Linked DNA regions of Homo sapiens: all the other regions are linked to region 3. Evidence: chromatin loops called from intact Hi-C (ENCODE). Cell type or tissue: mammary epithelial cell. All regions are shown on one strand.

What was found. Hi-C counts contacts between places; a loop is a spot of excess contacts. Peaks named below come from ENCODE experiments on the same cell type or tissue, not always from the same donor. Only the 100,000 strongest peaks of a DNase experiment are listed, where the experiment ranks them.
Region 1: it touches region 3 in a loop (11-fold over the local background); 9 of 110 quality-filtered maps call a loop at or near these places.
Region 2: it touches region 3 in a loop (18-fold over the local background); 23 of 110 quality-filtered maps call a loop at or near these places.
Region 4: it touches region 3 in a loop (9-fold over the local background); 4 of 110 quality-filtered maps call a loop at or near these places.
Region 5: it touches region 3 in a loop (6-fold over the local background); 5 of 110 quality-filtered maps call a loop at or near these places.
Region 6: a loop joins it to region 3, with 14 times the contacts of the local background. A loop is called at or near these places in 3 of 110 quality-filtered maps.
Region 7: it touches region 3 in a loop (13-fold over the local background); 65 of 110 quality-filtered maps call a loop at or near these places.

Annotation. Positions count from the first base shown.
Region 1 is chr7:142,028,573-142,032,572 of GRCh38, forward strand. It overlaps MGAM (maltase-glucoamylase), which reads left to right. Exons shown (of 71, transcript NM_001365693.1): 11 at 1,790-1,921; 12 at 2,069-2,185; 13 at 3,108-3,221. Among named protein-coding and RNA genes, the nearest start is that of MGAM, 35 kb to the left of the region's middle. In mammary epithelial cell, CTCF peaks have their summits at 981 and 1,944; a DNase peak (open chromatin) is centred at 1,939; H3K4me3 peaks cover 391 bases; H3K27ac peaks cover 593 bases.
Region 2 is chr7:142,299,838-142,303,837 of GRCh38, forward strand. It overlaps TRB and TRBV2. Among named protein-coding and RNA genes, the nearest start is that of PRSS58, 44 kb to the left of the region's middle. In mammary epithelial cell, CTCF peaks have their summits at 999 (motif pointing right), 2,304 and 3,918 (motif pointing right); no DNase peak of the experiment used is centred here.
Region 3 is chr7:141,974,375-141,978,374 of GRCh38, forward strand. No RefSeq gene overlaps it. Among named protein-coding and RNA genes, the nearest start is that of TAS2R38, 2.6 kb to the left of the region's middle. In mammary epithelial cell, CTCF peaks have their summits at 665 (motif pointing right) and 2,052 (motif pointing right); a DNase peak (open chromatin) is centred at 2,057; H3K4me3 peaks cover 377 bases; H3K27ac peaks cover 980 bases.
Region 4 is chr7:142,151,885-142,155,884 of GRCh38, forward strand. It overlaps MGAM2 (maltase-glucoamylase 2 (putative)), which reads left to right. Exons shown (of 48, transcript NM_001293626.2): 16 at 2,134-2,305; 17 at 2,845-2,961. Among named protein-coding and RNA genes, the nearest start is that of MGAM2, 42 kb to the left of the region's middle. In mammary epithelial cell, a CTCF peak has its summit at 1,692 (motif pointing right); no DNase peak of the experiment used is centred here.
Region 5 is chr7:141,652,735-141,656,734 of GRCh38, forward strand. It overlaps AGK (acylglycerol kinase), which reads left to right. Exons shown (of 16, transcript NM_018238.4): 16 at 53-2,510. The coding sequence ends at 190. DENND11 (DENN domain containing 11) reads right to left here. Exons shown (of 9, transcript NM_001080392.2): 9 at 3,994-4,000. Among named protein-coding and RNA genes, the nearest start is that of DENND11, 47 kb to the right of the region's middle. In mammary epithelial cell, a CTCF peak has its summit at 1,922 (motif pointing right); a DNase peak (open chromatin) is centred at 1,937.
Region 6 is chr7:141,752,624-141,756,623 of GRCh38, forward strand. No RefSeq gene overlaps it. Among named protein-coding and RNA genes, the nearest start is that of TAS2R3, 9.5 kb to the right of the region's middle. In mammary epithelial cell, CTCF peaks have their summits at 230 and 2,486 (motif pointing right); no DNase peak of the experiment used is centred here.
Region 7 is chr7:142,187,081-142,191,080 of GRCh38, forward strand. MGAM2 (maltase-glucoamylase 2 (putative)) reads left to right here. Exons shown (of 48, transcript NM_001293626.2): 36 at 670-754; 37 at 2,287-2,425. Among named protein-coding and RNA genes, the nearest start is that of PRSS58, 69 kb to the right of the region's middle. In mammary epithelial cell, a CTCF peak has its summit at 1,968 (motif pointing left); no DNase peak of the experiment used is centred here.

The DNA.
Region 1 (4,000 bases), 54 kb after region 3:
TGTGTTTTTACATTGATATTTTGATTACTATTAAATTGGGAATAAGCAAAATTTGCCTTTCTCTTTAGAGTGGTCATTTTGCCATTGAAGCTGAGCTTCAGTAGACATTTTGTAATTTGACGGAAAGATAGTCCATAAATATGATGTGTAAAAGAAAGTGCTTAATGGAATTGAGATTCAAAAAGCCTAGGAACACTGAGGAGATGGGGGAAGCAGAAAGTCAGGGCAGATAAAGACGTTTGGGTGGATGAATTCACTCTCAATTTGGCTGCGAGTCCCACTACTCATTCTCCAGCATGACGTGTCTTTATGCATGTGGGGGTGGGTTGGGGGAGGGATAACAGAAAAAGTGGTAAAAGCAGGACTGAGCCAAAGGACAATTAACACAGCCACCATAATAATGAGTGCTACAACGTGGTGAACTCTCGTGGCAGGCAGTGTGCTACATGCCTTCTTTAGTTATCTCAGCAACTCCATTTTACTATTAGAATTCCATTGGCTGGGCACAGTGGCTCACACTTGTAATCCCAGCACTTGGGAAGCCAAGGCAGGCAGATCACGAGGTCAGGAGTTCGAGACCAGCCTGGCCAACACAGTGAAACCCCGTCTCTACTAAAAATACAACAACAACAAAAAAATTAGCTGGGCATGGTGGCAGGTGCCTGTAATCCCAGCTATTCGGGAAGCTGAGACATGAGAATCACTTGAACCCTGGAGGTGGAGGTTGCAGTGAGCTGAGATCGTGCCACTGTATTCCAGCCTGGGCAACAGAGCTAGACTCAGTCTTGAGGGAAAAAAAAGGACTCCATTTAAGATTAGAAATCCCATTTAATATTAGAAAACTAGGGGAACTAGTTTTCAAGCCCAGATCTCTAACATCATAGAGGTCATCTCTTTTTTTATGCCATTTTCCTTACTTATAGATAGACATTTCCTTTTTAAGTGATCCAGGAAATGAAAGAATTGGACTGTTACTGCTGCCTAGTGGTGTGAGATGTGAGAGGGAGTGTTTAGACAGGGAATTGAACACTATTACCTGAGTTCAGTATACATGTCAAAATCTGTCACATTTAAGTGAATGAAAGGATATAGTATGGACATGTAATAAAACATTTTTGTACTTTGAATGGCTAAGTTTGAATGTACCTATGATATTGGATACTATTGGGAGTGAAATTTAACAAGAGATGCAAAGGGAAAAGCTCAGTAGTCTTCTAGAATAATCCTCTTCTCTCCCCCACTCTATTCCATTGGAGACAAACCTAGGTTGTAGAGAAGGGTACATTTTATTCTGGGCTTCACTGTTTATACAGGTAAAATTGGGATAGCATAAACAACAAAGATGTGGGGTAGAAGCGAAGTAACAAAATAAAATGTGGGGTAGTAAAATGAGGGAGATGTGGGAGAGAGACAGTCTCTTCCCTTCTTTATCTTGTGAATAGGGTGAAATTTAGGTCATTTCTTAGGTGGATATGTCTGATTGTCTTAGGGGTTTGTCATAATTGGTGTTGCTTGCTTGATTGGTTTTTAATGCCAGAGTGCCAGGCAAGGATTGGATGATGCAGTTAACCTGATGGCAGGGAGGGGGCCAAGCCCTAGGGAACCAACCAGTCGTGTGTTTTTGAAATCAACATTGGAAAAGAAGTACTCAGATGCCAGGAACTGATTAAGAACTCTATTTAGAGCCCAGAACAGAGTTGTTTATCCTGAATAATAACAGTGAAAATTTGATTTCATTTTACTATGGAAATTCCTAGGTGCTAATTGTGGACTTTGTATATTCTTTCAGGATGTTCAGCATGCTGATATTGATTATATGGATGAGAGAAGGGACTTCACTTATGATTCAGTGGATTTTAAAGGCTTCCCTGAATTTGTCAACGAGTTACACAATAATGGACAGAAGCTTGTCATCATTGTGGTATGTACTGCCCTCTTTCCACCAAATTAGGTATTTGCTCCTCCGTATCATACACCCATCTCTCCTGCTTTCTCCCCCAGTTCCCAGTCTCCTTTCAGTGCCTCCGGTTTCCAGCTAGTTTGTTCATTGTATTCTTCCTATTTTTAGGATCCAGCCATCTCCAACAACTCTTCCTCAAGTAAACCCTATGGCCCATATGACAGGGGTTCAGATATGAAGATATGGGTGAATAGTTCAGATGGAGTGACTCCACTCATTGGGGAGGTAACTTAATGGGAAGGCTGGAGGCTGGTGGAGGGGCTGCATAGGGGTGTTTGAATGTGTCTGTGTGTGTGTGTGTGTGTGTGCATGTAATTGTTTTATTGTACATTTTCAGTATATTTATATATGCTGGGGATAAATTCTCCTCTGCCCTTTCATGCCCAAGTGCAAGCCGGCCATCGTAGCTTTTTGATTCCCTTCACAGCCAAGTAAGTCCCTTTAAACAACAGCTCACACACTGAGTGTCCACTTTCTCACCTCCCACACACTCTGCAGCTGACTGTGGTCTCCTTCCTTCCCCCCTCACTTCCCTGATACCGCTCTGGCAAAAAGCACCCGTTACTTTCTCACTGGTAAGTCCAGCGGAACTGTTTCATACCTCTTCTTACTCAATTTTCCTGCATTATTTGACAAGTGTACCCACTTCTTTCTCAAATGTTTGTTTGTCCTTGTTTTTTCAGGAAGGTGTTATCTGCTTGTTCACTTCTAAGGCCTCTGATGACCTTTTCAGAGTATAGTGTCTGGGGGAAATTGGATAGGAAAGAAAGAGAGAAAAGTAAATGATGTTAGAATCCACAGCTTATAGTGGACTAGCTGAAATTTACACAATGCTCTTCCCCCATTTACTATTCCCAGAATTAAGAACAAAGAAGTGTAGAGAGTTAAAGATGACTAAGTTAGACAATGCCTTTATCCACGAATTTATTCATTAAGGACTTAAACATTTTTTTAAATGCATATTTCTTCGAGTGACCCTGGCATTTATTTTAAGTATTGTGAGCACCGCACCTTCTTAACTAAAAAGGATATGTTCCTGGGTACCTCGGTTGCTGTGATCATATTAGGAATTTCTTTGCAAAGTACTTTCCTTTAGTCTATATTTGTTTAATTTACTCTTACCAGTGTTTTTCTTTTTCTCCTGAAGGTCTGGCCTGGACAAACTGTGTTTCCTGATTATACCAATCCCAACTGTGCTGTTTGGTGGACAAAGGAATTTGAGCTTTTTCACAATCAAGTAGAGTTTGATGGAATCTGGATTGTGAGTTGTTTACACTTGGATTATTAGGTGACAAATATTCAAATTGTGTATATCTGTATCTGTATCTTTGAGTCACAGAGCATAGGGAGAGGAGGAGGAGAAGAAAGGAAGTATAACAATCACTCTCAATATTCACTCTCTTACTATTTAAATAATCTTGCTAAAACACATAGCTTAGAATAAAAATCAAAATGTTAGAGCTGAAAGGAAACTCAGAATTTTTTTTCCCAAGTCTAGCTCTTTTTTTTTTTTTTTTTTTTTACGAAGGAATGAGCTGAAGTCAGAATAGGTCATGTACTCCTTACATTGTTGCAAAGTATACAAATTGTTCAATTGCTAGTTGAAGACTCTTCCTTTTGGACATGTTGAACAAATTGATCAGAGCCAAAGTACTCAGGTGCATGAACAAACTATGCCTGTGGTAAAGAAAAATGTCTCATATGATGTCAGATGAAAGAAAGTAACCTAACTGAGGGTTAGCAAAATTTAGGGAGCTCCAGAGTTGAAACTTTTTCTTTTTCTAAGAGAACTGTAGAAAATTCAAACAATACAGAGAGTTAAAAAGATAAAAGCAAAAATCCTCTTAAATTATAGCAACTAAAGACATTTATTATCGATACGTTGGAATGCATCTTTCTAGACCTTTATGTGCTCTCTCTCTCCTTTTCTCTCCACATATATGTTTATATGTATTTATATGTATATGTATTTACAGTTATATTTCGATATATGGAAAAATGTATAAGTTGAAACATGTCATCATATAAATTGAAACTTTT
Region 2 (4,000 bases), 330 kb after region 3:
TTGACTCAAGTTAGACCCTGGATCTCAGCCCTCATCCCAGCTCCAAATATGTATGGTCAGACCTTTTCTTTTCTTTTCCTTTCTTTTTTTTTTTTTTCTTTTCTTTCCCTCCCTTCCTCCCTCCCTCCCTCCTTTCTTTCTCTCTCTCTCTCTCTCTTTCTTTCTTTCTTTCTTTCTTTCTTTGTTTCTTTGTTTCTTTCTTTCCTTCTTTCTTTTTTGAGACAGAGTCTCACTGTCTGGAGTGCAGTGGCGCGATCTTGGCTCACTTCCACCTCCATCTTCCAGATTCAAGCGATTCTCCTGCCTCAGCCTCCCGGGTAGCTGGAACTACAGGCGCCCAGCACCACGACTGGCTAATTTTTGTATTTTTAGTAGAGACAGGGTTTCACCATGTTGGCCAGGATGGTCTCAATCTCTTAACTTCTTGATTTGCCCCCCTCGGGCTCCCAAAGTGCTGGGATTACAGGCGTGAGCCACCGCGCCCGGCAGGTCCTTTTCTTTTTCTTTCTTTCTTTTTTTTTTGAAAAACTAAAGAATACCCAATCCCCTCCTCAGGTGGCTCTATCACTGCCTCACCCTGAGGACAGTATTTCCCCATGGGGTTTGGATCACTGTTCTCTAGTTCCCTCTCCCTGGGGCATGTGCAGAGTTTCAACTTCTTGTTGGCTGCTCTCTTCCACTCAGGATTTAAAACATTCACACTTGATTCTTTTTCCTTCTATCTCTGTAATCCTAATACCAAGTTTTCTTGGCATTCATTATCAGCCGTGGAATCTGTTGTACCTGAATTGTTACTCACAGCAGGTAATAAGAGAACAAGACCTCCTGGAATTTCTGAGCCAGACTTTGTACTCAGGGTTACCTTGCTGACCCCCATATTTTCCAGCATTGCTCTTATTAATTAATGGCCCTCAGTCCTGCACACACCATCAGATCCCAGGGGCTGAGCACAGCCCTGCATTGTCAGGTTCTGCAACAACACAAAGGCTCCCTCCTCTCTCCTATAGAGGGCGCTCCAGGGATGGTGGGTGTTGCCAGAGACACCAGTAATTCTGCCAGACCTTGCCTGTGGGGCCATGGGAGCTCAAAATGCCCCTCCTTTCCTCCACAGGACCAGATGCCTGAGCTAGGAAAGGCCTCATTCCTGCTGTGATCCTGCCATGGATACCTGGCTCGTATGCTGGGCAATTTTTAGTCTCTTGAAAGCAGGTCGATGCTTAGACTCTAGGAAATTCTTGCTTTGAACTTACCTAAGACAATTCTAAACCATTCTCTTAATCTTCTTCTTTTCTCACAGGACTCACAGAACCTGAAGTCACCCAGACTCCCAGCCATCAGGTCACACAGATGGGACAGGAAGTGATCTTGCGCTGTGTCCCCATCTCTAATCACTTATACTTCTATTGGTACAGACAAATCTTGGGGCAGAAAGTCGAGTTTCTGGTTTCCTTTTATAATAATGAAATCTCAGAGAAGTCTGAAATATTCGATGATCAATTCTCAGTTGAAAGGCCTGATGGATCAAATTTCACTCTGAAGATCCGGTCCACAAAGCTGGAGGACTCAGCCATGTACTTCTGTGCCAGCAGTGAAGCCACAGCCTTGCAAAGACAACTCCAGCCTGTGCAAAATCCCTCACAGAGCTGCCTCCCTCCCAGCCGCCAGCTCCCACTTCCTGCCTAAGAAAAGGAAGTCTCTGGTTGGGTTTGTTCTTGCAGCTGTCTCCAAATAGACAGATATCTGAAATTAAATTACCAAAGGTATCTTGGGCAGAAATGACCAGACACTGTAGGATTTGAAGAATGTTTACAGATACTACAGAGTGTGAGTGTGATGGTGGGCTCTGAATATGAGAGAATTGTACACAACCAAGTAACTTATATCTTCTCCTCATTCCCATTTGGCCATCTTTATTAGAATTGTTTTGTTTTAGTTGCTTAGGAAAACATATTTTAACTTCTAGGGTGGCGAGATGATTCCTGAGTGGGAGTTCAGGTATTTCCATGAGAATATAGAGGGTGCTCACAGAAATCTTCAGAAGAAGGGGCTTGGTACAAAGAACTCAATTATCAATGACTCTTGCTCAGCATGTGGTCAAGAGCAGAACTATCTGATGACCCTGTGAACCTGGTGTGATGCATTTGGGCTAATGATGCTAGCTCACAAAATAACAAGTTAAGAGAGTAGAAAACATGGAGTCTAATATTTCACACCATTTCAAGGTCAACAGAGTTCTAGACCAGCATGAGAATCGCCAGAATAAAGCAAGGCAGTGCAGGAACAGAATTCAGCAGCAAAAGTCAAGAGACACCTAGAGGCAGAGGCAGGAATGAATTTGTCACTTTCAACTTAACCTGAAGCAGCCAGATTAACTTCTTGAGTTTCATTTAAGAAATTATTCCTCTTTTAAACATACCTATTGAAGTCTAAATTTTAGGTATTTTATATATTTCAGTTCTGGAATTTCCATTTAAATCTTGCTACAATTTCCAGTTGTTTGCTAAAATTGCATATTTTGTCATTTACTTTGTTGACTATATTAACATCTGTCATTTTAAAGCCACTTTTTGATAACTTTAACATCTGAATCTGTTTGGGTCTATTTCTTTTGTCTGTTTTCTCTGTTCAGTTTCTGGGCACGTGATTTTGTTTTCTCATACAACTAGTAATTTACTTGAATGCCGGATATTGTATATAAAAACTATAGAGATAATTTGAGGCTCTGAATGATTTCATCTTCCTCAAATGATTCACTTTTGCTTCTGCTGGGATTGTAGCAGGGGCGGATCACCTTAATTGAGCTGATGAATGAGCTGGATCAGACCTGAGCTTCAGCCTGCATGATGGCTGCTCGCCTTTGCTCTTAGCCATGTAAGTTCCAACTAGATGTCTGAAGTTTAACAGCTAAATCAAATTGTAAATTACATAACATAATATTTGCCCATTGCAAGCATGCAATTCAATGAATTTTGATAAATTTGTGGAGTTGTGCAACAATCACCATGATCCAGCTCTAAAACATTTCATCTTTCCCCACCCGGAAAGTTCCTTCATGCTCATTTTCAGTCAATCCCTGCTTCTACCCCCAGCACCAAGGACTGGGGTCTTTGCCAGGCTCCTCTCCTATTCAGTAGTCACTGAACGTAAATGTTCTCCAGACCAGAAAGGTGGTGGATGCTCCTCAAAGCCTGCTACACTCTCAGTCTTCCCTTTTCTTCTCAGCTACTTAGCCAACGATATAAAACTGGCAAATGACTTAAGGCGAAAGTGGTCTGTTAGATCTCTCCTTTCTCGTTGAGATCCCAATCCCTTAAGTTCTTACTGCCTCAGTAGCTCCAAGTGCCTTCAAACGTTTATTTTTATATTTTGTTAAGTTTTTCTAGTTGTTTTTGGTGGGAGTGTTGTTCTGCAAAAAATCAGTCTATTAACTCTGAAAGCCAGTTTCTATATTTATTAAAGGTGAGGTGCAATGTTTTATGTTTTTATTTTAGGTAGAAGTATCTTGAAGAAAGGAAGGAGTGAACCTCTCTGCCTTCCCTTTTTTTTTTTCTTTTTGAGACAGATTCTCACTCTGTCACCCAGGCTGGAGTGCAGTGGGGCGATCTCAGCTCACTGTAACCTCTGCCTCCGGGGTTCAAGCGATTCTCCTGCCTCAGCCTCCGGAGTAGCTGGGATTACAGGCGTGCACCACCACACCCAGCTAATTTTTGTATTTTTAGTAGAGATGGGGTTTCACCATGTTGGCCAGGATAGTCTTGGCCTCTTGACCTCATGATTCGCCCGCCTCGGCCTCCCAAAGTGTTGGGATTACAGGCATGAGCCTCCATTCCCGGCCAGATTATCTCTATTTCTAAGAGTTCTATTACCCTTCTGCCTTTGGTCCACCATGGGACAGAGTCTTGACACGTTTGACCTTTTACCACAAGGAGGAGCTGTGACTCTACTGAGATTAAGGGAACTCAGAGGAAGGGCAGAGCATTCTCAGGATGGGAGACAGTTA
Region 3 (4,000 bases):
AGAATATTAACATGAACAAGACTAGCACGCTGTCATGAAGGGAGAGGAAAGGGGGCATAGCTGGTTTGGATTATTATTATGTTTATTTTTTAATTAGTATAAGTTCTGGGGTACATGTGCAGAACATGCAGGCTTGTTACATAGGCATACACCTGCCATGGTGGTTCGCTGCACCCATCAACCCGTTATCTATATTAGGTATTTCTCCTAATGGTCTCCTTCCCCTTGCCCCCTACCCCCTGACAGGCCCTGGTGTTTGATGTTCCCCTCCCTGTGTCCATGTGTTCTCATTGTTCAACTGCCACTTATGAGTGAATTTCCCCCGATAAATCCTTTAAGAGTTATTGGTGCTGCCCCATTGGTGTTTTTCGATACTTTCTCTTTGTATTTTTTATGTTTTCTTTTGACTAAAGCTCCTTTTTTATTATTAGTAGTGACATAAGTCAGTGATTACTAAAGATGTTCACTTTTGTTTTATTCTGAACTGTTCATACGCAGATATTTATGTAGTCCTTATTTGTGCATCATGATGTAGCAGTTGTATTTAATTAATTGTGTTTGTGACCACTTCATTTGGGTCATTCATGCTTACAGAGTGTCAAACACAGAATTCTGCACTTTCAACTTAAGCTAATTTTCTCCTTGTCTTCACCACACCAGGTGGCGGTGTTGCACTAAAGGTGTTTAGAAAAGATGTTTGCCTCCCTAAAAAGTCTAGGTAGAAACTTGCTCTACTGCACAAGCAGAGATATATAACTATACAGTTAGAACCATTTATATCAAGATTATAATCTTTTATTAAAAAATAAAGTTCTTTATGTTATTTCTTGGAACACCAGATCCAATCTTAATTTTTCAATAATCAAGGGCTCTTTCAGAGAAAGGTAACACAAACCTTCATTGATACACCCCCTCCATTTGACTTATGTACACACAGTGTTTGGGATTATCTAAGTAATCTCCTTTGCAGATAGTCCTTAGCTATTGGCTATTTTTTGAAAAATGGTTTACTCAGGAAGCTAAAAACAGTAAAGTCAACTGCAATGCCAGTAAGAGCAGTGGTAGGAACACAAAAGCTCCTTATTTGTTATTAGTAGTGATATAAGTCAGTGACTACATCTTTATCAGATGTAATTAAAAAAATCTTAGTCCCTGGATTTTGCAACTAAACAGATGTTAAAAATTCTTAACCTATATAAATTGGTGTTTCGACTTTTGCTGCCATTTATTTTTGGAGATTGGAATTACATTCTTTGGATTGATTTTTAAAAATTGGTCTTTGTTAGCTTGACAGAAGAACACTATTATTAGTAATATCAAACCTCATTCCCTTAAAATACCTTGCTTAGATGTTTCCAATGACTAGAGAAATGGACATACCAATATATGTTTATTAAGAGCAAAATATATTCCACCTGTTGTAATGGGCATTGAGGACACACTGGTAAACAAAGGCGTATTAGAGGAACTGAAAGAGCACAGCCTTAAAGCCATAAAGCTTAAAGTAAGCCATACCTTACTTTAGAGGAAAAACACCACTAGATGACTTCAGATAGCGGAGTGAACTGAAAGAAACAATGTTGGGGGAGAGACAACGGACAGGAAACATACAATTGGGGTAGTGTCAATAGGAAACACTGGCAGTGGCCATCATCAACAGCACTCAAAACAGATGAAATGGCACCCAGGAAGTCGATGAGGCAGGAAGGAGCTCGGTGCTTTCACGGGGAGAGGGGAGGCCCGCGTGGCTGGCTTGTAGCCACAGGTGAGGCTGGAGGGCGACTTCTTCCACTACCGTGTGATTACAATATAAAGTAACTAGTGATTGGCTATCTCCCATTCTTCCCCCGTGATTGGCTATCTCCTGTTCTCCCCCTGCCGGAATTCCTAGGACAGCGAGACAGGTGGGAAACAACAGACCTAGGAGGAGTCTCTGCACCTCCAATCTCCCCAAATAATCGGGCAAAGCAATGGACTCCAGCTTTTCCAGGAAGCTCCAGCTCCCCAGCAACCGAGTCCTCCCCCATCGCTATTTAACAGCTCCCACCAGGTGGCGCCAGAACACTGCGAGGCCTGGAATTCCTGGCAGGCTCGCAGTGCATCCTCACCTCAGCCGTTTAAATCTAGCAATAATGGGGTTCCGTATCTCACGCAACTGAAATTTTAGACTCCACTTACTGCGTTATGATAGGCTGAATTTCCTTGAATCTCACAGTTGCCCTGCGAAGAATGTAGTGATATTTCCATTGTACTGATGAGAAAGTGGTTTCAGGAAAGTTAAATAGTTAAATATCTTGGCCAAGGTAAGTAACCTAGTGAGCAGCTGGGATTCCAACCGCAGGTATTCTGATTTCACCTTTGGCGTTTCTTCCTCTGAGCCTAACTCCCAATCTAGAGTACGGGCTGGAGGAGATACCCTTGCTTTGATAAGACACCTGGTAACATTTTTTTTTTTCCCCAACCTCAGCCCTATCTGAGCTTTTTTCTTACTCTTTTTTTCTTTTTTTTTTGCGTGGGCAGGGGGAGTGCAGTTGCCCTTGTGGACTCCCTCAAGATGATAGCTCATTCCATTCCCAGGAGATAGAGAAAAATTGAGTCTGGATAGGTTTATATCTCAGGAGGCCACTGTTCTGGTAAGGGAAAGGAATGGGGAAAATTTCGCTAGGCTCGTTGAAAGAACGTGTCGATGTATGCAACAGGTTAACATAGCTATTCATAAGTTAGAGCCCTAGAGCATAAAAGGAAATTCTTCAGAATTTTTCAGGTGGATCTGGGATGATGTCTTCCTTTACTCCCTTCCTACAGGCTTCCTATATCTTCTTTGCTTCCATTATACTTTGTTCACAGCACTATTGTAGCACTTACCATATGTATTAAAATATGTATTTGTGGCTGGGCGCGGTGGCTCACGCCTGTAATCCCAGCATTTTGGGAGGCCGAGGTGGGCGAATCACGAGGTCAGGAGATTGAGACCATCCTGGCTAACATGGTGAAACCCTGTCTCTACTAAAAATACAAAAAAATTAGCCGGGCGTGGTGGTGGGCACCTGTAGTCCCAGCTACTTGGGAGGCTGAGGCAGGAGAATGGTGTGAACCCGGGAGGAAGAGCTTGCAGTAAGCCAAGATTGCCCCCCTGCACTGCAGCCTGGGAGACAGAGTGAGACTCCGCCTCAAAAAAAAAGTATTTGTTTACATGGGTATCCTCAATTATATTGAGTTCTTCAAGAGTAGGGATTATGTATTGTTCTTTTTTTTTACTCCTTATTGTATATGACAAGTAATTAGATTTTTGTTGGTTTATTTGGCCATTCACTTTAAATCCAAAGTAATGGTTTGACCAACCTTGCTTTCTTATGAATATAGGTATATTGGCCCTGCTTCAATCTAGGTGAATTCACTCTTCGGATTCTTTTTATATTTATTTCCTTTTATGAGACAGGGTCTCACTCTGTTGCCCAGGCTGGAGTGCAGTGGTGTGATCTCAGCTCACTACAATTTCTGCCTCACGGGCTCAAGCCATCCTCCCACCTCAGCCTCCAGAATATCTGGGACTACAGGTGCATGCCTCTATGCCCAGCTAATTTTTGTATTTTTTTTGTAGAGACAGGGTTTCACCATGTTGCCCAGGCTGGTCTCAAACCCCTGAGCTCAAGCGATCTGCCCGACTCAGCCTCCCAAAGTGCTGGGATAACAGGCGTGAGCCACCGAGTCTGGCCTCCTGGGATTCTAACATGTTTTCTGCACTGAAGATCAAAGGCTGAATGTCTTTGTAACCCATTATGTAGCCATTCAGGACAGCACTCATCCTAAGAGAAGAAAAAATTAGGTAGTGAAATCATTCATTAACAAAACTGTAGGCACCAAAGTGTAGGCAGGCTCTTGTTCGGGGGACATGGTGTTTGCTATGAGGGCTTGTCCTCTGTTCCAGTCTGATGGATTTCAGTCTGAATCCAAAGAACAGTTTATTAAGTAAGCCCTTTTGGCTGCAAGCAGTAAAGAT
Region 4 (4,000 bases), 180 kb after region 3:
CAAAAAATGGATAACATTTTCATTCAATGGGATCTGGACATCAGAAGAACTAAAGTAATTGGTCTGATAAATATTTGGCTCAACCTTAAATGGAAGTATAGTCTGGGGACAGTGGGCCAACCAGGAATAAAATTATCCCCACCTCTAGGCTGAAAGCCGAAGGAGACTAGAGTCTTTCAGTGATCACAACCTGATTATAAATTGGCCAGACCTGGGGGATAGAAAAGAGAAAACTAAAAGACAGAAAATACAAAGCCTCTGAGTAAGACTGTTCCTTTAAGATGTTTAAAAAAAAAAAAAAACCCAGCAGTTATCTAATCTGTTTTACCACAGTACCAGCCTGCCTCTAAATAAACTGGAACCACAGATATCTTCAACCCTGTTTTGGTTTCACTCTGTGTAAGCTGAATGTGTTTCTTTCATGATTGATTACTGCAGAGTATAATAAACCTGCAGCCAGTGGTAATAAAAGCAAAGTGTCGGCCAGTCTACATTAAAGTAGAAGTGGGGATAGGAGTTGAGTGAGTCCTCTCCTCCAACCTACCCCTATTTTTGACAGTAAATTGTCAGAATGAAGCCCTTTACTTTCTTAAAGCAGTTTTCCGTTTCAAAATTTTCTCCCTTTTGCCATTATAAGCCATTCAGTATTTATAGACTCTCCAAACTTCCCAGGAAAATGAAGTGAGGAGGCCTTGGTGACTGTGATAGTGTATTGAGGAATTGCCTGGTGCCTGGTGATAAAGACTTGCAGAGAGAGGTTTTAGGAAAAGATACACTTGTCTCAGACCATGTATTAGAAAGCGGGAAAGAAGAGCTTGCCTGCGAAGAGCTGGCAGAAACTGTGGCGTGGCTCAGGTCTTACTGTCCTTTAATTGTATTATTGTTCAATTTTATAATTCTAATGGAAGATGTGGGCTTTTTACCACAGGGGGGAAAAAAGAAAAGAGGAGAGTCATTTCAATAAAATGCCTATTCAAAAGGTGTCCAGAATAAAAGCTAGGCAAACAGCCCACATCCAACCATAGGTCACCCCACTGTATGTTCATCTGTGCCCCTGAAGTAATTACCATTCTGAATTCTGTGCTTTTAATTTCTTTGCTTTTATTCCTTTTTTTTTTTTTTTTTGTCTGAGACAGAGCCTTGCTCTGTCGCCCAGGCTGGAGTGCAGTGGCACGATCTTGGCTCACTGCAACCTCTGCCTCTTGGGTTCAAACGATTCTGCTGCCTCAGTCTTCTGAGTATGAGTAGCTGGAGCTACAGGCGCACACCACCATGTCCAGCTAACTTCTGTATTTTTAGTAGAGATGGGGTTTCACCATGTTGGCCAGGTTGGTCTCGATCTCCTGACCTCGTGATCCACCCGCCTCAGCCTCCCAAAGTGCTGGGATTATAGGCGTGAGCCACCGCGCCCGGCCTGCTTTCATTTCTATATTGTTTTACGTAACATGTAATATTTTATTTATAATACAATGAAAATAATATTTTCTATGTTAGTTGTTTTTAACTTTATAGAAAGTATCAGATGCGATCTTTTGAGACTTACTCATTTCAATGACTCTTATTTTGCATAGATTAAAATTTGCTAACATTGAGAATTGCTAAGAATAAGTCTGAAGTTTCAGAGGAAGCCAGGGATAAGTTCTGAAGTTTCAGAGGTGTACCAGCTGGTGCATGAACTCTCCTCTTAGTCCAGCAGAGGGTGCAGAGCTCCCATCGGAGCAGGTGCTGTGCTGTACAGGATTATGCATGGCAGAAATTCATGGAACCAAAGGACATTAGAAAAAAGATGGGACAAGGAACTCAAATCATGGTTCCAATATACTGTTGACCAAAAGGACCAGACCACAACCAGATCCAACTAGACAGAGAAAACAAAATCGGGGAACGGAAGCCTAGAGAAATTGCTATGGGGGCTAGAATATAGAGGTTTGTACTGTCTTATATGAGATCTGAAATCTTACCCCAAAATGGGAAAGAAGCTCTTAGATAGTACTAAGTTTATGACACCTGGTTTATGACACCCTCATGTTGTTTTCTCAGTTTGGTTAGAAAGTCCATTGCTGCTCTTATTGTAAGGTGAGTCCTAGACATTCACAGCCCACCTCACACTCCACTGGATGTATTCCTTTCCAGAGCCCTGGAGACCATCTTCATGAATAATAGGAGCTTCATCTTATCCCGTTCTACTTTTGCTGGATCTGGCAAATTTGCTGCTCATTGGCTGGGGGACAATGCGGCCACATGGGATGACCTCCGATGGTCTATCCCCACTATCCTTGAGTTCAACCTGTTTGGCATCCCCATGGTGAGCCTTATTTCCAACCAGGGAACTTTAACCCTTTGTCTGTTGACATTCTTTTAATTAGCAGTCTTAGAGATTATCTGAAAAACCAAGGATCATGTTCCAAGGTGATATGTATTGGAAAGATCAATTTTTATGTGTTACGTGAGCTGCCTTCTGAAGATAGAATGGTAGTACTTTATCACTGAGTTGTCATCCATGGAATCTCTGAAGATAGGAAGGAGACAGCATGAATAAAATGTATTAGTATCACAGGAAAATTCCATCAAGAGAGCATTAGTAAATAAGAAAGTATGAAATTGGGAACTGAATATTAAGGAACAGCCTCAACACAAGGACCATTGTTTGCACTATCAGTAAGTCCGTGATGGATTCTATCTTGTTTCTCTCCTTTGGCTGGGAGTGTGCCCTGTGACTCTGGGATCTCCTTAAGCATGGGATGATGTGACAAAGAGGTTCTCTTTTCCCTTATCATATAAATCTTCACTACATGCTTTCGCCTCTCATTGACCACAGTGCTTGTATGTGTGCTAATTCTCCAGGTAGGTGCCAACATCTGTGGTTATAACAACAATGTCACAGAGGAGCTCTGCAGAAGGTGGATGCAGCTTGGAGCATTTTATCCACTACCAAGGAATCACAATGGGCCTGGGTTCAGGGTAAGGTCACCAAAAGAAGTGATGGAAACTTTTTGGATTAGCTAATCTACTGGCTCTTAAAGGGGATTTGAGGAAAATAGTACTACAGGTTGGCACTAACTGCAGCAGAAGGATAAAAAAGTCTTGTATCATAGCCTTAAAAAGCAGGGTATCAATCAAGGTGAGGGTGCATTGGAAGGGATATGTATATACTGAAAGATTTTATTCTTGGAAACTCACCAACAAAGTGAGAAGATTTGTTAAAGTTTCTATGGTGCTGCCATGACTTCTGTTCTATCCTATATAGGATAGGACAATTGGAATTTGTTGGTATTTTATTTCAGTTAATACAAGGGAAATCCCTCATAGGTATGGAGGAACAAGGAGAAAGAATTTAAAGAGGCTTAGGCCAGTGATCTCAACATTTCTTTCCCCTTGTTACAACATTCTACCTTTCTATGAAGAGTTTGGAGGACTTGCCAACTACTTCTCATGACTCATTCCACCTTTAGGCTCGTCTACCCAAAATAGTATTTTCGATGGGCAAGTACATGGAAGTGGGTTCAAAGTCCCCCCTAAGGAGGTGTTTATGATGGTAGCAGAAGCAAGTAGGGTGAGATGTCCTTTCTTTTAATAAAGTAATCTTAAGTTGAAATATTTCCAATTGAGTGGTTTAGCTCTTAATAGGTTCATTAGAATAACTTCCTAATGATAATTTTAGCTCCAATTCTTGACTTTGTCTTTAACCCAGGAAGGATTAACAGTCAAACCTTCAAAGTATTTTATCCCTGGGCTTTTCTGGCCACTTGTGATCTAGAGAGAGATGAACTATTTCTAAATGTCTTAAGCAGGTGGCTGGGAGCAGGTGGGTGGGTGCTCTTCATGAAGCTGTGTCCTGGAAGACTTACATAGGTAAGAACACTCAGATAACCCAGGAAGCTAGGTTTAAGCACGTATGTCCTTTTGATTAAACTAGCTCTATTCAATAAAATTATAAGGAGAGCCACATATGTCAGTTTAAATTTGAAAAGTACAAAAAGGCTGGGCACGGTGGCTCACA
Region 5 (4,000 bases), 320 kb before region 3:
CCAGTAGGCCACTGATGTGTTTGAGCTGTTCTGAATATTCTCTTCTCCCCAGGGAGCAGGGGGCTCTTTTAGCATTGACAGTGAGGAGTATGAAGCGATGCCTGTGGAGGTGAAACTGCTCCCCAGGAAGCTGCAGTTCTTCTGTGATCCTAGGAAGAGAGAACAGATGCTCACAAGCCCCACCCAGTGAGCAGCAGAAGACAAGCACTCTGAGACCACACTTTAGGCCACCGGTGGGACCAAAAGGGAACAGGTGCCTCAGCCATCCCAACAGTGTCGTCAGAGGGTCCCCAGGGCATTTTCATGGCAAGTACCCCTCTGCCCCCACTCCAGCAGTGCTTCCCAAAGTGTGCTCTGTCACCTGCTTTGCAATCGGCTTCCATTAGCGCATGTTTTATTTTGGTGTGACGGTTGGCCCTCCTAAACACGGACTTTCCTCAGGCTGGTTCAAGACGGAAAAGGACTTTCTTCTGTTTTCTTCCAAAGTGCAACCACAGTGGAGAGCCCACGGTGGGCTTAGCCTGCCTAGGCCCTTCCATTTCTCTTCTTTGACCGTGCTAGGAATTCCAGGAAAGTGCATTCCTGCCCTGGTGACCTTTTCCTATGTCTAGGCTCCTCCACAGGTGCTGCTATTTTGTGAGCTCCGGCTCCTGTTTAGCTTTTATTTCAGTTCTAACCTCAGTCCAGAAACATATGTGAGGTTGTTTCCCTCTTCAGCCACGGCTACAATACCGGAAAATGCTAGTTTTTATTTATTTTTTTAAGTAGTGCTTCCTAAATGGTTTGCATGAGAGCCACCTGGGGTACATGTTGAAAACTTATTTGGGGTCTACCCCAAACCTAATAACCCAAATTTGGGGATGGGGCCCAGGAATATGCATTTTTAAAAAGTCATCTGCCCTTCCCAGGTGATTCTGTAAGTTGTCCCTCAACTGTACTTGGAGAAATCGTGTTTTAAAGCAGTAGTCCACAAAGTATTCTGCTCATGTGCCCCCAAAAGTATTTTGAAAAATCATGTATACCCTCACCCATCTAAGTTGATATCTAAAATTTTATCTAAGTTGGTATCTAAAATTTTTCATGGGAAGTTAAATAGTTGACAAAGTATGTATTTGCTGGTGTCGTGTAAATATTGGTATTTTAAAATAAAAACTGTTACATCACTATTTTAAACATATCCAGTACAATTTAAATATCACAACAATTTGACACCCTTCATTCATTTATAAAAATAAATGAGCTAGTTCTTTAGTAGTTAAACATTTCAAATTGGCTTTTCTCCTTCTGTATTTCCATACCACTTTTCAGCCAAGAATCCTATCATAATGTAATCTATTATGCCCGACATCTTTTAATCATTCACCCCATTACTTCTTGTCAACAAAAAATATAAATGGAAATTTTTTTTTTAGCTCTTGCTTTAAGTGTTTGTTTGTTATCTCAGTCCAGAACCAATATTATCGTAATTAATTATTGGTATATAATGAAAACGGTATTAATTCTTGGATGATTAAAAGTTTTTTTATTAGAATGTTCTTTATCCTAATTAGTTCATTTATCCAAGAATACATGAATGTGATTTACAGCTGAGATGGGGTTCAACCTCAGCTGTATTCCTTGTTTCTGTATAGATGTAAGCACATAAATTCGATGGAATAGAATTACGTTAACAATGTTTTTACAGTTCTTTGGATTCCTTTGGCATTTTGACAAAGATCACAGTGCTCTATCATCAAGAATTATTAATGATGATCTATCAACTAACAAACAACTTGATTAGATTCTCCTTTAGTCTGTTGAAAGCAGAGAACTGAAATCCACCTGATTTACCATGGCTTTGCCAGCCAGTCATTAGCACCATTTACTTTTACTATCGCTGACATTTTCCTTTGTTCAGTGGCCCTGAGGTTCTTACACTCTAGGGGGCAGTGCACCACAGGAAGATAGATCAATGAGGGAGGATTGCGAGGGGGAAGGGGAGGAAGCAGAGCTGGCAGGCCTTAGCTACAGGCTCTCTCTCAGGCAGATCCCTTTTAAGATACATACACCATGCCCACACATCCCATGGAGAGAGACCAATGCTTTAGTAGATTACAGAACAGCTATGAAAAGTCCATGAATGAAGATCACAAAAAGGAAGGCTTTCTTATTTCATACTGTATTCTTCAGGGTGGTAAAATTTCTGCTTTTGGCAAAAACATAACAGACGGTTCCAAACATCAGCATAAAGATCACTCATCCCATACCACCCACAGGTAGGGAGGAAGGATGCTGTAGTATATGAAAACAAAAGTTTTCACCTGAGCTGAGAGCATTTAGCATATCGTGGTTCTGTAACAATATCAAGGACCAGTGCAGAATCTGGCTTTCTTTTCTGATAGGCTACCAGTGTGTGTTTATGTGTGCTCATTTTGTGGTTCTAATCATAATGGTACATATAATTAGGGAAGGATATGGAAGCCACTTTAGAATCTTATTCATTTTTAAATATAAATATGCCTTGTTTCAAACTTTGTTTTCTTGATTCAGGCTTTCTTTCCTGTGAGGGCTTGGTTTCCTTATTGTTGACTGCTTTGTTCTTTGCCTTGTCCTTCCCTATAAAGCCTGCATGGAAGACGTTTAATAGTGCAACTAAAAGAGAGTCAGCTGAGTGAGGCTTGTCAGCCAAAGCTGGAATGCTGAGCTATCTGGAGGAGATCCTAATAACCCAATTTGGGGATGGGGCCCAGGAATCTGCATTGGGAAGTCGGCCACCCTTCCCAGGTGATTGTTTAGTACAAACTTTTTGACAGATTAATTTCACTCAAATGCAAAGATTAATCCCAGCACTTTGGGAGGCCAAGGAAGGTGGATCACCTGAGGTCAGGAGCTCGAGACCAGCCTGGCCAACGTGGTGAAATCCCATCTCTACTAAAAATACAAAAATTAGCTGGGCATGGTGGCATGTGCCTGTAGTCCCAGCTACTCTGGAGGCTGAGGCAGGAGAATCGCTTGAACCCGGGAGGCAGAGGTTGCAGTGAGCCGGGATCGCACCACTCTGCACTCCAGCCTGGGTGACAGAGCAAGACTCCGTCTCAAAAAAAAAAAAAAAAAAAAAAAACCGTAGTTGCTTTCTATTAAGATAGGGTTTTAAATAAAGCTTTTTTCCTTTCCCTCACAGCTGTTTTGCACATATCTGGATGCAGTTATATTTCCTAAGTGCCAGTGCTTCACATATGTAACTGATGCATCAGTTCTCACAACAACCCTAGGAAGTAGCTACAGGTTGAGCATCCCTAATCTGAAAAGGCGAAATCTGAAATGCTCCAAAATCCGAAAGTTTTTGAGTGCCACCATGATCCTTAAAGGAAGTGCCCAGTGGAACATTTTGGATTTTGGATTTATAATGCAAAGATTCTAAAATCCTAAAACATCTGAAATCTGAAAATACTTCTAAGTCCCAAGCATTTCGAATAAGGGATACTCAGCCTGTAATAATATATGGTTACATAGCACAGAAAATAGGAACCTGACTTTGAATCCAGGCCATTTGATTTACAGAGCCACCGATAGCAATGTACTCTATACCGGTTCTAAATACATACTGTAACTCCCCAAGAGGTTAAAAATGAAATAAAAGTTTAGAATATACACATATACCAAATATATATCAAGTACATAAAGTTTTAAACTGAACTTTGATAAGAGAGTTTGTAAAGTAAAAGGGTGGTGGTCTCTGTGGGATTCTAGAAGTTTCCTGATGTAATTAAGGGTACACAGCCCTGGCTCTTCTGGGTGGCGCAGTTATTCCCAACTTTGTTTCCCATTACCTGGAGAAAGTTTGTCCAGACCGTGGCTTCTAGAAGGACAGGTAGCAGCTCCCCAATCTCCTCCATCATCACTGTAAGTGAAGTCAGGTTCAGCCCCCACAGGCTCTGCTCATGGAGTAGGCCACCATTCCTTCCTACCACAAACCACATTTCTCGGACTGGAGAAGGGATTGCAGCACGCACGTTCATGT
Region 6 (4,000 bases), 220 kb before region 3:
CTGAGGTAACACTTTCCACTGAAACCTGGTGGCTGGTTATTATTTATGGCTGGTATAGTAAAGGCAAATTTTTCACAATCCTGCTCCGCCAGAGGAATGGTAAAAACGTAGTCCTTCAGATCAATTATAATTAAAGGCCCGGCGTTTGGGATCATGGCCGGAGAGGGCAACCCGGTTTGGATAGGTCGCATGGGTTGAATTACGGCATTTATGGCCCTTAAGTCCGTTAACATACGCCATCTGCTGGATCTTTTCTGAATTACAAACACAGGAGAATTCCAAGGCGAGAATGAAGGCTCAATATGTCCCTTTTCTAATTGTTCATTTGCTAATAAATGTAAAGCCTCCAGTTTTTATTTTGGTAGCGGCCACTGATTTACCAATACGGGTTTTTCTGTTTTCCAACTTAATGGAATGGTAAGTTTAGGAGGCTCTGCAGTGGCCACCCCTAAAAAGGATACCCTATTCCTTTTCTTTCTTGATTTCTTTCAGTCTCAATTGGGACTTTAATGCCATTTTCATTTTTTCCTAGTCCTTTTCCTGGTATATATCCCATCTTAGTCATGATTTTTTGACTCGTGGGGCTGTATAATGGAGCGGGCATAGTGATTTCCGCACCCCATTGTTGTAATAAATCTCGACCCCGCATATTAACAGGAATTGAAGTAATCATTGGCTGAACAGTACTTTCTTGATTATCTGGCCCTAAACAGTGTAAAATCATAGTACTTTGATGCACTTCTGAGGCTGTTCCTATGCCGAGAAGTCCTGTAACAGCCTTTTGTTTAGGCCAATTTTTTGGCCACTGATTTAAAGCAATGATAGAGACATCTGCTCTAGTGTCTACTAACCCTTCAAACTGTTTTCCTTGAATAATGGCCTTACACACAGGTCTGCTGTCTGAGACCTGACTTGCCCAATATGCGGCCTTTCCTGTCGGATCAGTGCTTCCAAACCCTCCTGTTTTTATCTGTTTCCAACCATAATATAAGGCAGGAGTAATAATTGAGCAATCCTGTCTCCTGGACTGGCACTCCAAGGAATTGAAGAGCTAATAACCAATTGAATTTCGCCTTTATAGTCTGAATCAACCATACCACTATGAATTTGAACTCCCTTTAGATTTAGACTTGAGCTTCCTAAGATTAGTCCTACAGTCCCTTCAGGCAGTGGGCCATATATCCCTGTGGGGTTTTTTTGTGGGGGTTCCCCTGGAAGCAGAGAGACTGCTTGTATAGTACATAAATCTACTGCTGCACTGCCACTTGTGGTGGGGGACAATTGTTGTATTGTGGTAACTGGCTCATTCCCTGAGGCACTTGGGACAGTGGGGGTTGTTGTCCCTGAAATCCCTGAGGAGCAAAGGGCTGAATTGGGAATGCCCCAGTTTTTTGTGGGGCCTGAGGCGGGCCCCTCTTCTCATTTCCCAACAATGGTTGCCCATTTCTATCAAATTTAGAATGACATTGACCAGCCCAGTGTTTTCCTTTTCGACATCTTGGACATAAGTCAGGTGGCTCTTTATCTGTTGTTGTAGTAGCTTGAATAGTTATATTTTGTTTATTTGAGACTGGGCAATTCTTTTTTAGATGACCAACTTGACCACAATTATAACATTTCCCCCCAAATGTTCTAACTTGTCTTCCTAAAGCAACTCCCATTATTGCTTGAGCCATAAACATAGCTTTATGCATAGCTCCTCCTCCATCACAGGCTTTTACATACTCAGATTACATTTGATTCTGTGGGAACCTTACCTTTTAATGGCTTAATGGCTGATTGACACTCAGGATTGGCGTTTTCATATGCCATCAACTCCACTATGACCTTACAAGCATTCTCATCGGTAATTGACTTTTGAGCAACATCTTGGAGCCTTGCCACAAAATCAGGGTAGGGCTCTTTAGAGCCTTGTCTTATTGTATTGAATGAGGGGCAGGCGGTTCCTGGGTCTTGGATTTTTTCCGAGGCCCTAAGGCAGATAGCTCTAACTTGCTCAATGGCCTCATTTTGCATTAACACTTGTTGACTAGTAGTGCTTCAATTTTGACCTGTTCCTAATAGTTGATCTGCATCTATGTTAACTGGAGGATTGGCAGCCCTGTTTCTTCAGACCGACCTGTTGTTGTGCCCCATCAATCCACCAAGTCTTAAATTGTTAAAATTGAGAGGGTGAGAGAGACAATTTGGCCAGAACCTCCCAATCATAAGGAATGAGTCTATGTCCATGAGCAATGGAATCTAATAATGTCCTCATATAAGGGGAGTTGGGTCCATACTGTTTTACTCCCTCTTTCATATCTTTTAGCATTTTTATAGAAAAAGACTCATATCTGGCCTCAGCTAGGGGAGGCTCTCCCTCTTGGGCCCCTTCTCCAGGTGGTATTGGTTCTAATATTACTGGGAATTGCCATGCCTCAATATCTCTTTGTTTTCTTGCCTCATCAATAATTTTATGTAATACACTACCCTGCTCACTAGGTGGTGCTGTAGGATTAAGTCTCATAGTGGGTGGCTGAGGGTATGGCGCCCTGTCCTGTGGGGCTGGGAACATTCCTGGCTGTCCATACTGATTTTCCGGGGGTGGCCGACACTTAAGTTCGGCTGGCAGCCAGTATTGATAGGCTACTGGCAGTTGGGTCTTATTTTCTACCGGCTGATATTGTGGATACTGTATTTGGATTGGCATTGCCGTGACAGAGACTCTATCTTTCTCTATTTGATATTCTCTTGGGGTTTGTACTTGCCTAACCTGCATTTGAGGTTGTAATGTTACAGGCATCTGAACTGCTGGAAGAGGAGTTGGCCCTCGTGGTTTAGACTCTGATGGCCCTGCTAATTCTGGACCTTTTTCTTCTAATTTTAACGTTTCAGGATATATCACCTCCTGTAATTGATTATAGTCAACATTTTGCATTGACTGAGCCATTACCGGCTCTGCTACATACTCACAATGTAAACTTTCCGTTCCTTTCCGGGATTTTATCTCTGCCTCTTCTTTACAATCTATTAAACAGCTTTCAGGGGCATCAGAAACTGAAACACTATCTTCTTCTGTTTGAAACGGTTCTAAAGCTACTTTAATAATGACCCAGTCATTCCATACTGTAAGTGGGATGATTTTACCCTCCCTACTTGCTTGTTTTAATTCTTTGCCAATTTTTTCCCAGTCTTTTAGATATAAAGTTCCCTGTTCTAGAAACCATGGGCAAAATTTTCTATTGTTTGAAATAGTGTGATTAGATTTTTTTGTAGAAACTCTAACTCCCCCCCTTTTTTTTTAAAGAATTTTAATAGAATTGAGATGAGAGGCATATTTACTTTTAGTTTGCCCCATTGTTACCCTGGCTTTTTCCAAGCGCGCAAGCTTACCGCAAGGCTGACTGTAGACGTACTTGGGAATCTCTCATTGACTTGTCCTCAATGACCACGCTCGAGCGTACCTTCACCCTAGAGAAAAGCACCCACGTTGGGCACCAGGTGAAGGGGTGGCCTGCCCCTCCACACCTGTGGATGGGGCATTGATAGATGAATCATCCCAATGGGATTCTAAGCTTCAGTTCAAATTGAAGGGGGTTGCTGAGCAGTGGTTAGTGTCTAACCTAAACATCTTTAAGACTAACCTACCTTCTTCATATCTTTTGTTTTTGGACAGTTTCATTACTAGCATTGATGAAACATAGTTTACCAGCAATAAGGACCTGAAATATAACTAGAGATGAAATCGTTCATCTCCAGGTGATGCCACAGGAGCTGTGGTTCTATTCTATCTTTCTCTGCCCCTCTTATCTATCCTTTTAGAGTCTTCTTCAGAACTCTTGGGGAAGGTAGAAGAGGATCCTCTTAACAACCTCTGTCAGTGCCTCCCTTAGAGCCTTAGGTCCTACATTTTCCTTTTATTTTTCCACATGAATCATTATGTACATCATGTAATCTTACTTTTTATTACAAGATTCAGGAAATTTTAGAATACTAATAATTTGCCAATAAAGATGAAATA
Region 7 (4,000 bases), 210 kb after region 3:
TTTAACTTTTCCATTGTCAGAGTGCACAGTGAACATTCCCTTAGGAGCCCCTACTCCTTGCATTTAAGTAACAAATTCCCCAAAGTATGTTTTTATTTCCAAACTTGTTTCTGAGTTACATATAACTTTTTAGAAATATATTTATAGCAGAAAGTGAGATAACTCTCCTTGTGTTTGGCCTATGCCAATATCAGAATTAGTCCAAGCAACTGGACTAAGAAAAAATAGAGGAAGATAATAGTAACCTCTGGCCATAGACTAAAAAGTGAATAATCCATGCGTAGTAAAACAAGATGGGCTACCTCTGTTGGGGAGTTGTATCAAGGGGAGTTGTATCAAGAGATTTCCTTAGGTCCTGTGTCCAGCATTACCTCACTATTTTTGCCACTGTAAAACAATCCTTGTAAGTTTTAAAATGCCAGGTAAGCAAGGAGTTTAGCACTCCACTTTGGCCGATATAAATTTTTAGAGTCCATTTGGGTCAATGCCAGGGATTACACTACACATTTTTAGAGTCCATTTGGGTCAGTGCCAGGAATTAAACACAGTGAACTAAACCACCAGCTGAGCTGAGGGCTTCAAAAGTCATCTCCCTGAGTTAGTGTCCTCTATAGCCAAGGCCATCCTGCCCCTGACATGACGAGATCTTTTTTTGTTAACTCATTTCAGGATATGAATGAGCCATCAAATTTTGTGGATGGATCTGTCAGGGGCTGCAGCAATGAAATGCTAAATAACCCACCCTATATGCCATGTATGTAAAATAATTACTTCATCAACTTACTTTCCTACTCAAAGACTCCAAAAGTTTTCCTTTTACTGTCAAAGTGAAGCCTAATGTTGAAGACAGAAACCATTCTCCAACATGACATGAAATCCCAAGTAAGATAACCTTGAATAAGTGCAGCTAAACTAATCAAGCAAGAAATAATGACATGATGTGGTGTGAAAGAAACCAAACGATGCATGGTACATTTGATTCCATTGATAACTATGAACAGATTGCTAAAATTTTAAATAAACCCTTAAACACACACACACACACACACACACACACACACACACACACACGTGGAGAGATGTTCTTTTGATTAAAGAATTAAAACCTAGTTTCTGAAGTCTCTCTGCCCATGTAAACAGACATTTGATGAAGGATACTTTTTGGTCATTCTGTGGTACAAACAAAAATAGAATGTTGGTATCAAAAGGATCTCAGAAAGTTGAATCTTCTCGTGTTGCAGAGAAACAAGGAAGGAAATGACTCACTTCTAAAAGTACTGTACCACGGCTGAGGTGGGAGGATTGTTTAAGACCAGGAGTTTGAGTCTTGAGACCAGCCTGGGCAACATAGTGAGACCCATAAAAAAAAACAAACAAACACCAAAAACCAGAAAAACAACAACAACAAAAGGCATTATACCAGTAATCTATGGGACAGAATCTAGAATTCAAGTTTCTTGATGTCTACATCACTGTTATGCTGCCCATTTCTCACTCACTCACTCATTCATTCATTTTCTCCTTCATTAATTTAATGCAGGGGGTGTTTGACTTGCAATGGTCTGACTTATGATTTTCAACCTTACAATGGTAAGAAAGTGACATGCATTCAGTAGAAACCGAACTTTGAGAGCCCAAATAACCATTCTATTTTTCACTTTCACTATAGTGTTCAATAAGTTACAAGAGATATTCAACACTTTGTTTTAAAATAGGCCTTGTATTAGATAATTTTGCCCAACTTAGGCTAATGTAAGTGTCTGAGCACATTTAAGGTAGGTTAGGTCCATTCAATGCATTTTCAAGTTACAGTATTTTCAACTTGTGATGGGTTCATGGGGATATAATCACATTGTAAGTTAAGGATCATCTGTACTTATGTATCAAGCAAATGCTGTCAAATCAGAAAGATTTAGAGACACAAATACAAAAATGATTGAAATAGATTTATTCCCTGGAGAACATTACCATCTAGTGGAAGAAACAGTCCTAACAATGAAGGAGTTTATTATGTTGGCAAAAGGGCTATGACAACACTCTATAAATTAAATCAGAGTTGGTGCAAAAAGAAGGGGAGCTGCTTTTCCCAGCTCCATATTTTATCCTTACCCTTCATTAGTTATAAAGACACAGAACATTGTTTTCTATAGACTAAAACCTCATAAAATTGGGTCTGTTACTGGTAACAAAGTTGTTGATTGAAGTAAAGAAATGCCAAAATGATGGGCATTTCTAGTGAATGTGCAAATCATGTTGTTTAGGAAATAACTCAACATTTCCCCTCAGATTTGGAATCTAGGGACAAGGGCCTGAGCAGCAAGACTCTGTGCATGGAGAGTCAGCAGATCCTGCCGGACAGCTCCCCCGTGGAGCACTACAACGTGCACAACCTGTACGGGTGGTCCCAGACCAGACCCACATACGAGTGAGTGTCTTTTTGTCACAGCAGCAAAGATAATTTTCCACATCATTCCTTTTGCCATTTCATATTTGCATTGTGCATGTATCTACGTGATCCGAGTTAAATGGGTTAAAGTCAAAATTTCAGGCACGGTTGCCCAAGCAACCACCTCTGAGCGCATTTATCAAGTGGGTTACTAAATTCACCTATTTAAAGTGAGCAATTAGGTAATGTTTAGTATATTCATAGAGTTGTGCAACTATCACAAAAATTAAATTTTCGAACATTTTCAGAACTCGAAAAGGAAAACCTTTGCCCATTAGCAATCATTTCTACCTTGTTCCTACCTCCTGAGCCCTAGCCATTACTCATCTATTTTCTGTCTATGTGGATTGCCTATTCTGGACATTTCATAAAATGGAATCACACAATATGTGCTCTTTTGTATATGGGTACTTTCACTTGGCATAATGTTTTCAATGATTATCTATGTTGTAGCATGTATCAGTACTTGATTTCTTTTGACTAATAAAATTTCATTATATAGATACACCATATTTTGCTTGCCTATCTACCAATGAGTGAACATCTAAATTGTTTCCATTTTTTTTTTGGCTATTATGAGTAGTGATTATGTGAATATTTATGTGCAAGATTTGGAGTAGACATGTTTTCTTTGTTTTGAATATGTATCTAAGAGTGGAACTTCTGTGTCATATAGGAACTGTATTTTTAATATTTTGAAGAAATATCAAGCTGTTTTCTAAAAAGGCTGTACCATTTTACTTTTTTTTTTTTTTTTTTTTTTTTGATGGAGTCTGGCTCTGTCGCCCAGGCTGGAGTGCAGTGGTGCAATCTCGGCTCACTGCAACCTCCTCCTCCTGGGTTCAGGTGATTCTCCAGCCTCAGACTCCCGAGTAGCTGGGATTACAGGCATAAGTCACCATGCCTGGCTAATTTTTTTGTATTTTTTAGTAGAGACGGGTTTCGCCATGTTGGCCAGGCTGGTCTCGAGCTCCTGACCCCAGGTGATCCACCTGCCTCGGCCTCCCAAAGTGCTGGGATTATAGGCATGAGCCATCGCACCCAGCCTACCATTTTACATTCTTACCTGCATGTATGATAAAATGTATAAGAGTTGCAGTTCCTCCACATCCTTGCCAACACTCGGTGGTATTCATCTTTTTAAATTATAGACATTCTAATGGGGGTAAAGTGATATCTAATTGTTGTTTTCACTTTATTTCACTAATACTAATGTTATTGAGCATGTTTTCATATGCTATTGGCTATTTGTATATATTCAAATATCTATTCAAATCCTTTGCTCATTTTTGATAGAATCATTTTTTTTAATTATTATTGAGTTGTGGCCAGGCGTGGTGGCTCACACCTGTAATCTCAGTACTTTGGGAGGCCGAAGTGGGAGGATTGCTTGAGTCCAGGAGTCCGAGGGCAGCTTGGGCAACATAATGAGACCCTGTCTCTACAAAAAACAAACAAACTAGCCAGGCAGAATGGTGCATGCCTGTAGTCCCAGCTACTCGAGAGGCTAAGGTAGGAGGATCTCTTGAGCCTAGGAGTTTGAGGCTGCAGTGA